3 separate regions of the Homo sapiens genome follow, and all the other regions are linked to region 1. Evidence: chromatin loops called from intact Hi-C (ENCODE). Cell type or tissue: PC-3. All regions are shown on one strand.

Region 1 (5,000 bases):
GTTAATCTGTCTTTTACTGTAGGAGTGTAGGCCATGACCCTTACGATGGGTGAGGAAGGGCCTTACACCTTTTCCACCCCTACCCTACTATAGTATAATGTGCGCTACAGTGAATCACACAGACCCACTCCCCCTTCAGGACTGAATACTCATCCGGTGATGCTGGTATTGTTGGCAGCTGAGAATCTCATCTGAGCCACTAACCAGGAATTACCCTCAATGGAACAGAGCCTCATTGCCCAAGATTGGACCTCATTCATAGGGCAGCCCACATGCCCACATTCAGTGAGTGGTCTATGTGTGTGAGGGAAGGAATAAAGGCCCAGACCCCTTGCTTGAAGGCTGATCAACTCTGAATGTCCATCACAGTTATGGAAAACCTTTGTTGCAAAAGTGTCCCTTCCCAACTCCTTTCTCCACGTAACCCTACTTCACTTCCACACAAGAACTGATTTTGAGCACATTCACCAATAAATTTACACATATGAATCTCCTTCTCATAGTCTGTTCTGCAGATAATCCAACCTAAGAAATAAGGTAATAAAAGAACTGTTAAAAATTCACAGACACGATGCTTTACATGGAAACGAGGGCTCAGGTAATGAGTGATAAACAGACCTAGAGATAATATGAATGCTTGAATAGATGAAGGAATGTATTGTAAATGACTCCAGTTATTTTCAGAAAAACACCCAAAAGGGTGAATTAGCAGAAAATGGAACCAAATAAATAGCTGATAGTAGCTTAGTGATAGTGGCTCATATGGGTCTGATACAATGGCCAAAACGTCTATTGAAGCCTGTGAGCAGGATTCCTGAAAGCCTAGGAGAGTTAACAGGAACTTCCAGCATCTTGAGAAGGAAGCTGTATTAGTCCATTCTTGTGCTGCTATGAAGAACTGCTTGGGACTAGGTAATTTACAAAGAAAAGAGGTTTAAAATTGACTCACAGTTCTGCAGGGTTGGGGAGGCCTCAGAAAACTTACAATCATGGTGGAAGGCACCTCTTCACAGGGTGGCAGGAGAAAGAATGAGTGCAAACAGGGAAAATGGTAGACACTTATAAAACCATCAGATCTCATAAGAACTCACTATCACAAGAACAGCAAGGGGGAAACCACCCCCATATTTCAATTACCTCCTACCGGGTCCCCCCGAAACACTTGGGGATTATGGAGATTACAGTTCAAGATGAGATTTGGGTGGGGACACAGTGAAACCGTATCAGAAGCCATTGCAAGAAAGGCAAACCCCCTCATGTCTCATATTCTAGCTAAAAGAAAATCATTTTAATTTTGCATTCTACTTGACAGTACATTCATATTGTTTTTTTATTAAAAATATGTTTTAGATTAATTTTCATTAAGAAAAAGTATTTTCTTACCATCTCTTTGGCTAAAGAATGGGATGTTAATCCACTGGGTCCTTCAGCTTTATCCAGGCAATTTCTCTCCACTGCCGAAGGTTTATAATTGTTATTACAAATTGAGAAGTTAGTCATCTAAATATGTATTACAAATGGCAATCGTTTACTTTTTTATAACTTTATGAGCAAAGAGCTGAGTGTGGTGACTCATGCCTGTAATCCTAGCATTTTGGGAAGCCAAGGTGGGAGGATCACTTGATCCTAGGAGTTCAAGACCAGCCTGGGCAACATAGGGAGAACTCGTCTCTACAAAGAATAAAAAAATTAGCCACATGTGGTGGCTCACACCTGTGGTCCCAGCTACTCAGGAGGCTGAGGTGTGTTGAGCCCGGGAAGTTGAGGCTGCAGTAAGCTATGATGGCAACATGGCAACAGTGTACTCCAGCCTGGTCGACAGAACAAGGCTCCCCTGCCAAACAAAACAAAACAAAACTTTATGAGCAAAACCAGAGTAATCACCAAGGAAACACCCATTAAATTGATTCAGCTGTTCAGCAAATATTTATCTAGTGACTACTATGTGTCAGGTTCTATTTTAGGTTATACAGCAGTAAATGAGAGAAGCAATACCTCTGCTCTCCTGGAAGCTACACCCAGGACTGAGATTTCCAGAATGTGGCCAAAGGGGCTTTAGTACAAATTTTCATACTACTGTTGGTGAACATTTCAGTAGTCTTTCTCCTGTGAGGTCATGTCACTTCTGACATGTGATGATCAGTAAGCATTTTTGATCCACTCATCAGTTTCGAGTATGCCCTGCAGAATTACTCAAAGGATATTTTAAGTGATGAAAAATTGCTGAGAGTGTTGCTTATTTATTTCTAACTCTATAATTTTCATCAAATTTACAAACTAAGAGTGGTTATCCACAGAATCAATTCTCATTACCCAACTCTCAAACTTCATTTTTGTTATAGCCATTTTGCCATATGCAATGAAAGCCTCCGCAGTTTTGCCTTGAAGGTACTGATTGTGAATAAGAGCTCTAAAACAAAATAAATCTCTGCTTACCTCACCAAAAATTTTAAACTCTCCTTAAGTTATAGTTAAGATAAACAATGAATTCATTCTTCTAAGCTTTTGCCTCTAGTTCTGATATCTTTTTAATATTTTTTTCTCTGTAAGGTAAAATAATTCAGCCTTGAGAAAAATTTATCCTTTACCTTTTCCTACCTAAATCAATGTGCATCTGTGTAGTTGATGAAGTTTTCAAAATTACTTCTCATTTTATTACAAATGACCTCACCTAAAACCATTGGCTTTTAGTTTTAATGTTTGTGTCAATCAGGTTTCTAGAAAGAATCACATGGCACACTTTAACCAGGTTAAGTGATGAAACTTTACTACAGAAACCACTTACTGGTGTGGGCAGCTTTAGGCAACCCAACAATGGCAGGTGCAGTTAGAGCTAGCAAGATGGGAAGACATTACATCCCTACTAAGACTGATATAGAAAGGGCCACCTGACATATCATGAACACTAGCCCAGCAGAGATGCAGCCAATCCATAGCAACGTGGCAGAAAGAGAGCTGGGAGACTAAGTACACCCATCTCATATCCTTCCACATCTATCTCCTACAGGTACATTTCACTGATCAAGCCCACTTGGAGGCAGAAGGCAGAAAGTCCTGTGAAACTCCTGTAGCTAAGAGTTTGTGTGGAAAAGGGTGGAGGGTGGATCTGAAGGGACGTAGGGAATGTGTCCAGCACACTGTTGTTTTAATTTTTTTCTGAAATAATTTATTCTTTTCCCCATCCTATTGAACATTATGCAAAAAAATCAAGAGTCAGACTGTGAGGTGAAGTGTTCACCATGAAGGATGCACCTTCAAGTATGCAATGGCGTGGACTGTGAACATCGCCTCTGGCCATTTTGCCATCCTAGATTTGGCTCCGTCCATCAAGCTTACTTGAGGAACAAGTATTTCTAAAGTCTCTTTGGTGTGGCTTGATCCCTCAATACACATGACTCTCACTAGATAACAAAGCCCTTCATTACTTTTGAACCAGATAGACGTTTGCTAGACTATTAGGAGTTGCTAGGGCTAGGCGCGGTAGCTCATGCCTGCAATCCCAGCACTTTGGGAGACTGGGGCGGGTGGATCACCTGAGGTCAGGTGTTCGAGACCAGCCTGGTCAACATGGTGAAAGCCCCTCCCTACTAAAAATACAAAAATTAGCTAGGCGCAGTGGTGGGCGCCTGTAATCCCAGCTACTTAGAGGCTGAGGCAGGAGAACGGCTTGTACCCAGGAGGGAGAGGTGGTGGTGAGCCGAGATTGCACCATTGCACTCCAGCCTGAGTGACTTGCTAGGAGTGTTTGAAAAGTTTTACTTATCTCTTAAAGTCGATTTTTGTTGCGCAGAGTAACCAAACTTTCGTGCAAAATATCTATTGATATCATCATTAAAATAAGAATGCTGACCAGAAAGGACTATTACTATACTCAATTTGGCATTTTTTGTTTTTCCTAAACACGGCTATAATATTTATATTCATATTATTATTAAAATATTATAATTATCTATTTAAAAGATTAAAATCAGGTGCTAGACTTATATCATAGAATAGGATATAGAAACAGTCTCAGGCATATGAACCATTTACAAATGACATAAGTTTAGAAACAGGTAGTTGGAGAGTCTGCTTTCTGAGTTTATATTTGCAGGTCCAAACTGGTGGTGAATAACACTGGAGAAAAGATGTGAAAAATCAAGTCCTGTTTTCACATTTCTTTCGCTAATATTTTTTCAATCATCTTAAAACAGTCATATCAACATATTAACCCATTTCAAATAGTGCCACTTTTCCAGATTATTCAAGAGGACAAGTCATGCTGCTTCTGCCTATATTTTGTGCTGTACAGAAGAGCCCCAGAGTTTTACTATCATCTCATCCTGTCCCTAGCATCCCCGGGAAAGCTTCTTTAATTCCTGTACACTTGATCTCAGGGACCTTTGAACAAAATAATTGGAATAAAATAACACACCAAAGGTCTAAATGCTGTTGCCGTTCCCAAATGGGAGACCCTCTTGACAACTGTTGACTGAGAATTTCCCCCAAATGTTACAAAGCAAAATGAAAACTTCAGCTTTAGAACTAAGTAGGTCAATCCAAAATGGTGAGTCAAGAGCCCATAAAAGCAAGCCCAGAATCAGAATCCTAACCCAGGAAGGGCTGGCTAATGAGCTTCCAGATTCAGTTCCAATCAAGAGATTAGAGAGGAGCTGCAGTCAAAGCCTGGCAATTAGCATGTTTGAAGCTGTGGCAAAGACAATAACATTAGCAAAGCTAAGAGAAGAAAGGGTTAACAGAAATCTCTGAGTGGTAGAGTGAGGGAAAAGAGGATGGGACCAAGAAGTTAGCCTGTCTAGTCCCTAGGAGGTGTCCTCACCAGAAGACTTCATCATCTCGCTGGCTGATGCTCTCCTCGGTGGGGGAAGAATATGTTTCAAGCACTCTTAGCTGAAGAACCCTTCATTAAGAAAACCTAATTCCTCTTTGTTTGTACTTAATATTCCCCAAGTAATCTTGACTGTAGGTTACATTTCCATCTGTTTGCCTCAGGGAGAAAA
Region 2 (5,000 bases), 190 kb after region 1:
TTTCTGACAGGATATCTTTATCTCATTTAATATTTCTACTTTAATTTCTATATTTGTTGTTAGTAATGGAATTCTTTCTTATTGTCTTTGCCTGATATGTTTGCCCACGTTTTAATTTTTTAATGTATTTTTTATTTAGTAATTTCATAGTAGGTGGGTGTTTGGAAAATGTCACGTAGGTGGATTTCCCTTCTCTTATACAATCTAAAGATACTCTCTTTTAATGAAGGGGATTCCCCCAATTGCATTTATATTCATGAACATATTTGATCATTATTTCACCACCTTTTCTAAAATTTCTCCTTATGTTTCCTTCCTCCCTCCCTCCCCCTCCCTCCCTTCCTTCCTTTTTTCCTTCCTTCCTTTTTAATGCCTTTTATTATATGACTATATGATTTTTACTTTTACCTTCTCCAATATTTTTGAAGGAATCTATCATTATTTTAAATCTTTTTTTTTTTTTTTTTTTTTGTGAGACAGAGTCTCACTCTGTCGCCCAGGCTGAAGTGCAGTGATACCATCTCGGCTCACTGCAAGCTCCGCCTCCTGGGTTCACGCCATTCTCCGGCCTCAGCCTCCCGAGTAGCTGGGGTGGCCGCCCGCCACCACGCCCGGCTAATGTTTTGTAGTTTTAGTAGAGACGGGGGTTTCACCGTGTTAGCCAGGATGGTCTCGATCTCCTGACCTCGTGATCCACCCGCCTCGGCCTCCCAAAGTGCTGGGATTGCAGGCGTGAGCCACTGCGCCTGGTCTATTTTAAATCTATTAATTGTTACTTTAGTTTAGAAATCTTCTCCAACCCAGAGATGGCCAGTGTGTAATGTCATTCTCTCCTTTTCCAGTGAAGACCGTATAAATGAATCAGAGCAGTTTCCCATTGAGCCTGATATGACCCCAGCAAAGCCCTAGGGCAGTCATTGCCAATTAAGAAGGGTTGGAACACAAGCTGAAATCTACTTCCCATTCTTACTTTTTTCTATTTATTGAGTTAAGCCAGTTGATCCCAAATGTTGCTGCACATTGGAAGTGGCAGAGGAGCTTTCGGGCACCCCATACCAATTAAACGAAACCATCGGAGGGTGAAAGCCAGGCATCAGTGGTTCATAAAGATCCCCAGCTGATTCCAATGCACAACATTTGACAACTATTGAGTTTAAGAACAATTTTAGATTGTTCTTAAACTCAGTATTTTAAGACTTACCCTGCCACCTCTCTGTCATCACTCATGTAATCAAAACGAAAGTGAACTTTTTTGCTCTCCCTCTCCCTTTTCTTCTTTCCCTTCTATCTTCCCACCCGCTCTTCTTTTTTCCTTCCAACCATTATATATCTTCTAATTTAAAAATGAGTTTTGAAATTGGCATCCACTTTTATAATAACATTTACAAAAATTAATTTGGATATCTCTCAATTCTAAATGGTTGAATGTTTGCAGCCAGATGGTTTATACAATTATCTTCATATTTCGAAACTTTGAAAATTTTGTTTTTTCTCTCAGGCATTTCAATTACAGCTTCAAATAATTTTTTCTAAGAAGTTCACATGAATGATACATTGCATATTTGTGAGTAATTTCTTCTGTTGCCTTCACACACAAAATTTGGCTACGTACAAAATTCTTACATGATAATTGTTTCTTTTTTTTTTTTTTTTTTTTTTTTTGACGGAGTTTCACTCTGTCGCCCAGGCTGGAGTGCAATAGCACAATCTTGGCTCACTGCAACCTCTGCCCCCCCCGGGTTCAAGTGATTCTCCTGCCTCAGCCTCCCGAGTAGCTGGGATTCTAGGCATGTGCCACCACGCCCGGCTAATTTTGTATTTTTAGTAGAGACGGGGTTTCTCCATGTTGGTCAGGCTGCTCTTGAGCTCCCGACCTCAGGTGATCCACCTGCCTTGGCCTCCCAAAGTGCTGGGATTACAGGCGTGAGCCACCATGCCCGGCCATTGTTTATTTTTAAAATTCTATAGACATTAGTCCACTGTCTTCTGGTATGTCAAGTTGCAGAAAAGGTATTTGAGGTCAGTCTTATTTGCATTCCTTTCAATCTATTCATTTATTTTGCCAAGAGGCTCATAAATCCCCTTCATTCTTTTAAGTTTTCAAGTTTGGCCAGGATGTACTTTCATTTGGGTCTTTCAAAATTCATTTTGCTTCGAGGTAGTGGGTGCTTTCAATCAGTAAGTACAGATCTTTTTTTTCAGCTCAGAAATGTTTTTCTCGTCTTCGCTTTGGTTTCTCTTCTATTTATACTGATCTAAGAACACCAGTGATCTGTGTTTGCTCTCCATCACATATCTTCCATATCTATCCTCTGTTTGCCATTTAAATCTCTTTGATTTTGCTTCTGCAATCCAGGAACACTTTTCAAGTTTAACTTTCATATGACTAATTCGAAGTTTCACAGCATCATTCAGATTTTTTCTAACACTCATGTAAATTACATTTTTCCATTGCATTTTATACCCAAGGCTTTTTTATGTTTTTGTTTGTTTCTTTGTTCCATTTTTAGGGCACCCTGTTCTTGTTTCATGTATACAAATCTTTTATATTTTGAAAGATACTAATTACAGTTTACTTTGTAATGTTTTCTTTTCCCTGCACATTGCCTTTTTCATCCAGGTTCCTTTTTTCTCTTGTTTTCTCCTCCCCCGCTCCCCACCATACTACCTGCTTTTCTTGGATTTATGGAAAACCTTGATTGTTTGCTTATGTTAAAGAGCAGAGGGCTAAACAGCTGCCTGAAACTCTGAGTGCCTAGATGCAGACTGTCCTCTGTGAATCACTGAAGAGTGCTTACCATTCCCATTGTCAATACAGTGATCGCTTAGTATAAGCAGGGATTGGTCCAAAACTCCTGTGGAACCAAAATCCACAGATGCTCAAGTCCTCTGTATAAAATGGAGTGTAGTATTTGCATATAACCTGTGCACACCCTCCTGTTTAACTCATCTTTACATTACTTATAATACCTAATACAATGTAAATGCTATGCAAATATTTGTTATATTTTATTGGGTTTTTTTATGTGCACCATTTTTTTTCCTGAATATTTGCAATCTGCAGTTCGTTGAATCTGTGGATGAGGAACCACAAAAAAGGAGAGCCAACTATATGTTGGGGGCTTTCAGCACCATGGGCTGATCATGTCCCCTAGAGAAGACTCATCCATCTCTTTCATGAGAAATAAAGTTCCATTCTGGGAGCCAATGGAAGAAGAAACTAGTGCTCAGCAGTCAGTATGCAAACAGATACTTAATCTTCCTATTTTTGGTACAAAACCTGAGAGTTCTCCATTGTTGTCTTTAAGCTGAGAGTTTCTATTTTACCCTGTCTATAATATAAACCTCCAGGCTTCTGCTGGGGATAAGAGATGGCATCCAGTGGCAATCTAAGGGAGAGGGAAGGCACAGAGATCTAGTTTCTTCCTAATTTTCTCAATCCTCCTAATCTTTTGTCCTGCACTCTTTCATCCTGGCTTCTAGAAGGACTAGTGCTGCTAATTTCTGAGTCTCTGGAGGGGGACTGCAGTGTAAATTGGGTTAGTTCTCAGCTTTCCCTACCTACAGTTGAGGATTCCGCTTTCTCAGATCTGTTAAGTCTGTTTCCATATGTCTGTCTGTTTTATGGCATCAAAATTTTGCCACTTTTTCTTTTCTTCCGTTTTCTGTACCTATGTGGGCTGCTATATGAAAACAAGACCAAACAAAATCTCTCTATTATAGTGTTATAAGGGTTTGCCGAGGGAGCAAAATTAGATGTGTTTGTTCAAAGCTCCATCTTTACCTGGAAGTCCCATTTAGATCTTTTTAGATCTTTGGGGCTCCTTGTTAATTTCACTAATCTAAATTATAATTTCACCTTTAATCTGAGCTATCTTTCTCCTTAAGCTCCTAATTTCTAGTGGCCTGTCTTTTGGCATTCTTTCAAGGATTCCCAATGGTTTCTTGATAATATCTTCTTAATCGTGTCATAGATCATTTTCAGAGATGAACTCCTTTGAGCCAAATATTCCCATTTCTTTATGCTATAATGTTTTCACCAGCCTCATTTGTGTTTCTAGTATCTTTACCGATGCTAGAACATGGATAAATATATCCAGACTTCATGTTTATCAAGACAGGGTGAGTGAATTACTCTCTTTGCCTAGCTGTTTGATGGTTGAACTCCCTTCTCAGATCTTGAGCTGGAGGGAAGGTTGACACAAATATCTTCTAGTCTAATTTTCTGTCCCTATCAGAGTTTTTAGGGTGTCACTGCTCTATCAGGGTGTCATTTCCTCCATCACCTACTGCCTGGTTATTTGGTATTCAAGTCGGCTTACTGCTTGAAAAACAAGAGATTGTGCTGCTGCAATGATTGTTATCTGCCTATTTCTTCCCATAGACTTTACCTATGAGGATTTTAAGATCTTCCTCTCCCAGCTTATCTATGCTGCTGCCTCTTCTCCCTCCTCCTGTCCAGTCTATCTCACAAATGCAGTTGTTTACAGGGGTTTTCATTCTCAACATGGATGTAGAAGGATAAGATGGGAAGGAGGGCCAAGGCCAACAGGACTCTGCTTATTTCATAGAATAACATCATATAGTAAAGGTGGAAAAAATACTTAGCTTTTCTAATTGGGCCATAAAAACATCTTTCTTTTTAAAAAATCATCTCTATGAAACCTGAGTAGATGTTTCTCATCCAGATCTATTTCCTTATAATGCACATCAAATTTTTTTTCAATTCTGGCATGAGTTTTCTTGCCCATCTTAGTTTTGGAGCAGAAATCTGAGCTTTTAGTTTTTCTGTGGCTTCATGAAACACTTGCCCTACTTCCCAACTCAGCATATAGGCTTAGTTCAGAAGCTCGTCCCCTCCTGGTCACAAGATGATGACACCTTTCAGGGTATGTCTTCTTATAACCATATCCGAAGGTAGGAAAGGCAGCTTCTCCCTCAGTGTGTCTTTTTATCAGAGGGGAAAATCTTAACCAGGAGCTTCCCAGCATCCTTCTTTT
Region 3 (5,000 bases), 80 kb after region 1:
TAACAGCCATGAGAATTAAGCTCTAGGCTGGCTCTGCCACCACTAACTTTTTGTATGGCCTTGGGCAATTCATTAAGCCTTTCTGGGCTTCCATTTCCTATTTATAAGAGATAATATCTGAGTTTCCTTTTGGATTGCAAATGTTATTACCATGACCTTGTAATCACTCATTGAACAATTCTGAGAGCCCACTATGTGCTGGGCACTTATTTTGAAATTCCTTCCAAATAGTATGACTGAAGCCGGACTTGTCTTTATTTAACCCAGGAGTCCTGCCTCTCCAATCCACTGCATAGCACAGGAAAACATGGACACACATGTGCACACACACACACACACACACACACTTAAATACACTTTATCTCTGCTACCCACCACCTCTATGTCCTGGACATCCCACAGACCTGTTGAAGGGATGCATGGTTAGCAACCTAGAACACCCAGCACGGCACACATCACTGTCTGAGAAGAATGAGAAGGTGGGCCCCGCAGCTATGGGCTCTGCACACCCTGGTGGGATGCATCTAGCTCGAACAAGGACAGGTCTCCCTGGTTGAGTTCTTCAGAGACACCCCCACGATGCATATCATAGCCCTTGTGCGATGGCTCCATTTCAGTGGGCACAAAGCAGCTACTTTATGGGGGAGCTAGCAAAAAAAATCAATCATTTCCATATGTTTTCCAAGTATATTCTCTCAACCAAACATGTCAGACACCTTCCCACTGATATGCTTTTCCAGTTATTACATCATCTGCAAAGTAAATATCTTAATCAGTTAAACTTATTGCAATTGAATATTTAATTCCTGCCACTGTACAATTTAAATAATCTCTTCCAAATAATTTGCTTATGGTCATCAGGCTTACATAAGGCCCTCACAGAATGTGTCTCTGTCAAAGCACAACAACTTCTTTTGCTGATGGCAGGCAGACCATATGTAGAGGGGCATTTCCAGCCCTATCCCAGCATAATATCATAGGTGCTGGAGGTACAGTGGTCAACAGACAAGCAGGCATTTCTTTATGGCAATGTAATGAAAGAGAAGAAAATCTAGAGCGGAGGAAAACACAGTGATTTGATGTATTTTAAGGTGGGCCTTAAAAGAAAGTAAATTTGCCATATTATTCTCAAGAGAGTTATGATTTAAAATGTAGTATTTAAAACAGACTTGCAAATAGAGGGAAAAAAATTCTGCCCCACCTCTGCTGAGTGGTTGACGAAAAGCAGGTTTAAGATCTAGCAGCAAATTGAACTTTAGAAATGATCAGCTGAAGCCCTGTGAAGTCCAGCACCTTTGCTCGTGTCTTCTGTCAGAGAAGGGAATTGTGTGCACTTTATATGGCAAACCAGAGTCTCTTCCTTTTGGTGCAGAGAGTGGGTTTCGCCTCATAGGGAGCTTTTGCTATTCTTTCCTCTGCATTCTCCTAAGGCTTGTGCTCAGAATGGGAGGGCCTCCCCCGGCCTCCCGGTCCCCTTTTCCCACAGCCCTAGATTCTGTGTCCCTTACTTCCTGACAGTGATCAGCCACTAGGTTTCTTGTGTGTCTTTTGTGAAGGCAGGAAACACAGAGGAGGTGCCTTGGAGACGGAGGGCTGCTTTCCCAGTGGCACTGCCTCTGCTCCACCCCTCCTGGCCCCATCTTAGGCACTCTGCCAAGGGCACCGGGGCAGCCGTGTGACTGAACGTGGTCCTCAGACACACAAGAATATCCCTGTTCCCACCCTGGCTACACCAGTATCAGCCTGCTAGAGCCAGTTCTGTTCCCTTAAAACTAGATGTGGAGTCACAAGGGCTCACTGGATGCAGAGATTCTGCAGAATCCACATTTAGACATTTACGACATGCCAGGCACACAAAAAAAGCCAGGATTGCATGCTTCACACTATCTTGTTTAAACTAGTGCTCCCAGCCAAGAGTCTCACAAAAATCGTCAGCTTTTAATTGCTTTGTTTTGCTCTTAGCCATGGTCTCAACTCAAATAATGGAAGTAGGAAGGTATCTGTTAAAAAAATTAGTTTTGCTTGATATAACAGAAACACCCCAGTAATAGTGACTTACACATATAGAAGTTTAACTTTTGCTCACATAAAAAAAAGTTGACATTAACTCAGGCTCTTTGTAGTTCATCTCCCCATTATTTATAGAGTGTGGAATTAAACCAGCTTTCAAGCTTTTTGGTCTCCGGATCCCTTTACCCCCTCAAAAGTCATTAAGGCCTGCAAAGAGCTATTGTTTATGTAAGTTACTATAGTAAAAATTAAAACCGAGAAATTTTTTTACATATTTTCATTTTAAAATACAAATAATAAACCTACTGCATGTTAGCAATAACACGGATTTGTGAAAAATAATTATGTTTTCTAAGACAAAAAAATTAGTGGGAAGAATAACCTTTTTACATTTTTATAAATCCCTATCTGGCTTAATAGAAGACATTTTGAATTTCATATACGCCACTGTATGCAATCTGTTGCAATATATTCATAGTTTTGGTTGAAATTTATGAAGAAAATTCTAGACTTGAAATAGATATATATTTGGAAAAGGGAGGATTCTGTGGGCCTCCTGAGCAAGGCTTTTGTTCTCTGTATCCTCAGCCTATACTTTGAGAATTGCTGTCTTAAATCCCATAGTCTAAAATAGCTGCTGGAGCTCCAGCCATTATATTCATATCCAAGGTATCACGATAGAGGAAAGACTGAAGGAAGAATTGGTACTCTTCGTTTAAAGAGAATTCCTGGAAGGCACACACACAGCATTCCTGCTTACATCTCTGTGGTCAGGGCTTTCACATGGCAACATCAAGCCACAAGGGAAATGTTTTAGTGGGGCAGTGATGTGTTCAGCTAAAACTTTCTTATAAAGAAAGGGAGAACGGCTACTGAGAAGCAATTAGTAGTCTCTGCCACAGGAAGCGCGAGTTAAAAGCATTCCAATGACCATACACTTCATCTGTCGTTTCCATGGCTGCAGATGGTCAAAACACCACAGAGTCCTGAGGAGTTCCCTGGGAAGAAATTATTGTTTACTTTGCCAAATGATTCATCTGTGGTGTTCAAGTGGATTTTAAAGTGTCTACGAGGGGCAGGGTGTGGGATGGGAGTTTAAGGGGCAGGATATGGGGAAAAAGGCAGCAAGATCTGGGCTGATCAGAAGTCCCTCCAAAGAAGTACTGACCAGAACCATGTTGTGAAATGGAAATGAAAAGTCCCAAGAAAAGAAAGGCTCTCCTGGCAAGATGTCACTGCAGCTATACAGACATTCCTCTGTTTCGAGAGACTGACTGACACTCAAAGAATAGCTGTCAAGGACAAAATTTATTGGAAAAAAAGGAAAATGTTTTCTCTCTAACAAGAAGTAAACACCACAGGATTTTCCAGTTAATAAGAAAGTGTTAAGAAACGAACATAACATACTTTCACTCAGCGTTTGCTTTGTGCCGCCAAGATTCTATGCACTTTACATGTATTATTGACTCTTTTGATCCTCACGGCAAACCTAAGGGGAAGATACTATTAGTATCCAATTTTTCTAATAAGAAAATCGAAGCAGAGGGAAGTTAAGTGACCTGTCTGAGATCACCCAGTTGGGAAGGTTGTATTTGGCTCTATAGTCTATATTCTGAAACTACTAAGCTACACTCACTTATATTTTGAAAAGGAGCTTGGAGCCAAGGTTGAAGCCTGAGGAAGTCCATTGGATGAGATAAAACTTTATCACAACATAATTTAGTACTCTTGAAATTTACTGTTAGGCCCTATATTACCTGTAACTGGATATTATAGTTTGTTTGCATGTGCCTTTCAATTTTCCCTGTGTTTAAAAGGAGATATTAGCATTACTAAAAAGTGATATCTCTATATAAGGATTGGTAGTGCATTAAGGAAATCCTCATGTACTTTCTCCTCATTTCTTTCAGTAACCCAAACCTAACGAGGCATACTTCATCACAGCCTGTGGCTTCATATTCACCTTCCATCACTAACCCAGCGGCAGCTACCTAAAACGTGAGCGTGGTGCCTAGCAGGAAGTAATCAGCCTTGTGGGATGTATTTTAATCATCCAAACCTTTCAGCAGAAGGTGCAAATTGGTAGCCTGCGGCTAAAATTTTGCTTATGGACATGCTTTATTTGGTTCATAAAATATAATTTTAGAAAACAGATTTTTTCCTGGCCAAAATTCAAAATCTAGATTTTACCTAAGAATCCAGAGGAGATACTTTGCCTTTTAGATAGGCCATGTTCTCCCTGGTTCAGCTTGGCCCCCAATACTCCAACCTCTTAAAAGTGGCTTTTTCCTGCAAGTATGTTACCTGTCTGTCCCCTGAAGGCATTTGAGTTTGCAGCCTTTTCTTTACAGGTATTAAACTTCAAATCATACTAAACCCTATATTTTATTGTAGCAGAACCTGTTCTGGAATTACTCCACCTGCAATTTCCACTTGAACTAATTATGCTGTCACAGCTTATCCACATGGTGGGTTCTGCAATCAATGGAAACACAGAAGTTATGATTCCAAACTGCATGTGGGTAGATAAATGATGGGCTGAAAATGATGGGATAGGATAGAACCACAAAATAATGGGATAAATATCTGGAGTTTGATAATACAGATCCTGGCACATAGTTCTAGAGTTTAAACAGTTATTGCTGAAGGTTTGATGGTGCACAGGCAGAGGTTTACTAAAGCTGCTAGGACTTCTGTTTTGCCTTGACTATCACCATCATCACTGATAACAGTGACAATCAGTCATTGATGCCATTCACCAAGTATTTCTGGCTATGTGACTTCAGGTATATAAGAGGATTACATTTCCTGCCCCTTGAAGTTTGGGTGGGGGCATGAGACTAGTTCTGTGGAATGAGGTGTGAGCAGAGCTGATATGTGTCCCTTTGGGCCAGATCATGTAACTGGCAGGCTAAGACCTTCCAGAGTAATCTTTCCTCTGACATGGTGACCAGCAGGTTTTGAGATGGTGGCAGCTCTAGTAGCCTAGG

What was found. Hi-C counts contacts between places; a loop is a spot of excess contacts. Peaks named below come from ENCODE experiments on the same cell type or tissue, not always from the same donor. Only the 100,000 strongest peaks of a DNase experiment are listed, where the experiment ranks them.
Region 2: it touches region 1 in a loop (7-fold over the local background); 4 of 110 quality-filtered maps call a loop at or near these places.
Region 3: it touches region 1 in a loop (7-fold over the local background); 10 of 110 quality-filtered maps call a loop at or near these places.

The regions. Positions count from the first base shown.
Region 1 is chr2:204,530,743-204,535,742 of GRCh38, reverse strand. No RefSeq gene overlaps it. Among named protein-coding and RNA genes, the nearest start is that of PARD3B, 12 kb to the left of the region's middle. In PC-3, no CTCF peak of the experiment used is centred here; DNase peaks (open chromatin) are centred at 1,582 and 1,912; H3K4me3 peaks cover 619 bases; H3K27ac peaks cover 1,829 bases.
Region 2 is chr2:204,337,285-204,342,284 of GRCh38, reverse strand. No RefSeq gene overlaps it. Among named protein-coding and RNA genes, the nearest start is that of PARD3B, 210 kb to the left of the region's middle. In PC-3, no CTCF peak of the experiment used is centred here; a DNase peak (open chromatin) is centred at 2,064; H3K4me3 peaks cover 1,544 bases; H3K27ac peaks cover 1,970 bases.
Region 3 is chr2:204,450,622-204,455,621 of GRCh38, reverse strand. No RefSeq gene overlaps it. Among named protein-coding and RNA genes, the nearest start is that of PARD3B, 92 kb to the left of the region's middle. RefSeq lists enhancers at 1,088-1,588, 2,494-3,693. In PC-3, no CTCF peak of the experiment used is centred here; a DNase peak (open chromatin) is centred at 2,941; H3K4me3 peaks cover 432 bases; H3K27ac peaks cover 1,641 bases.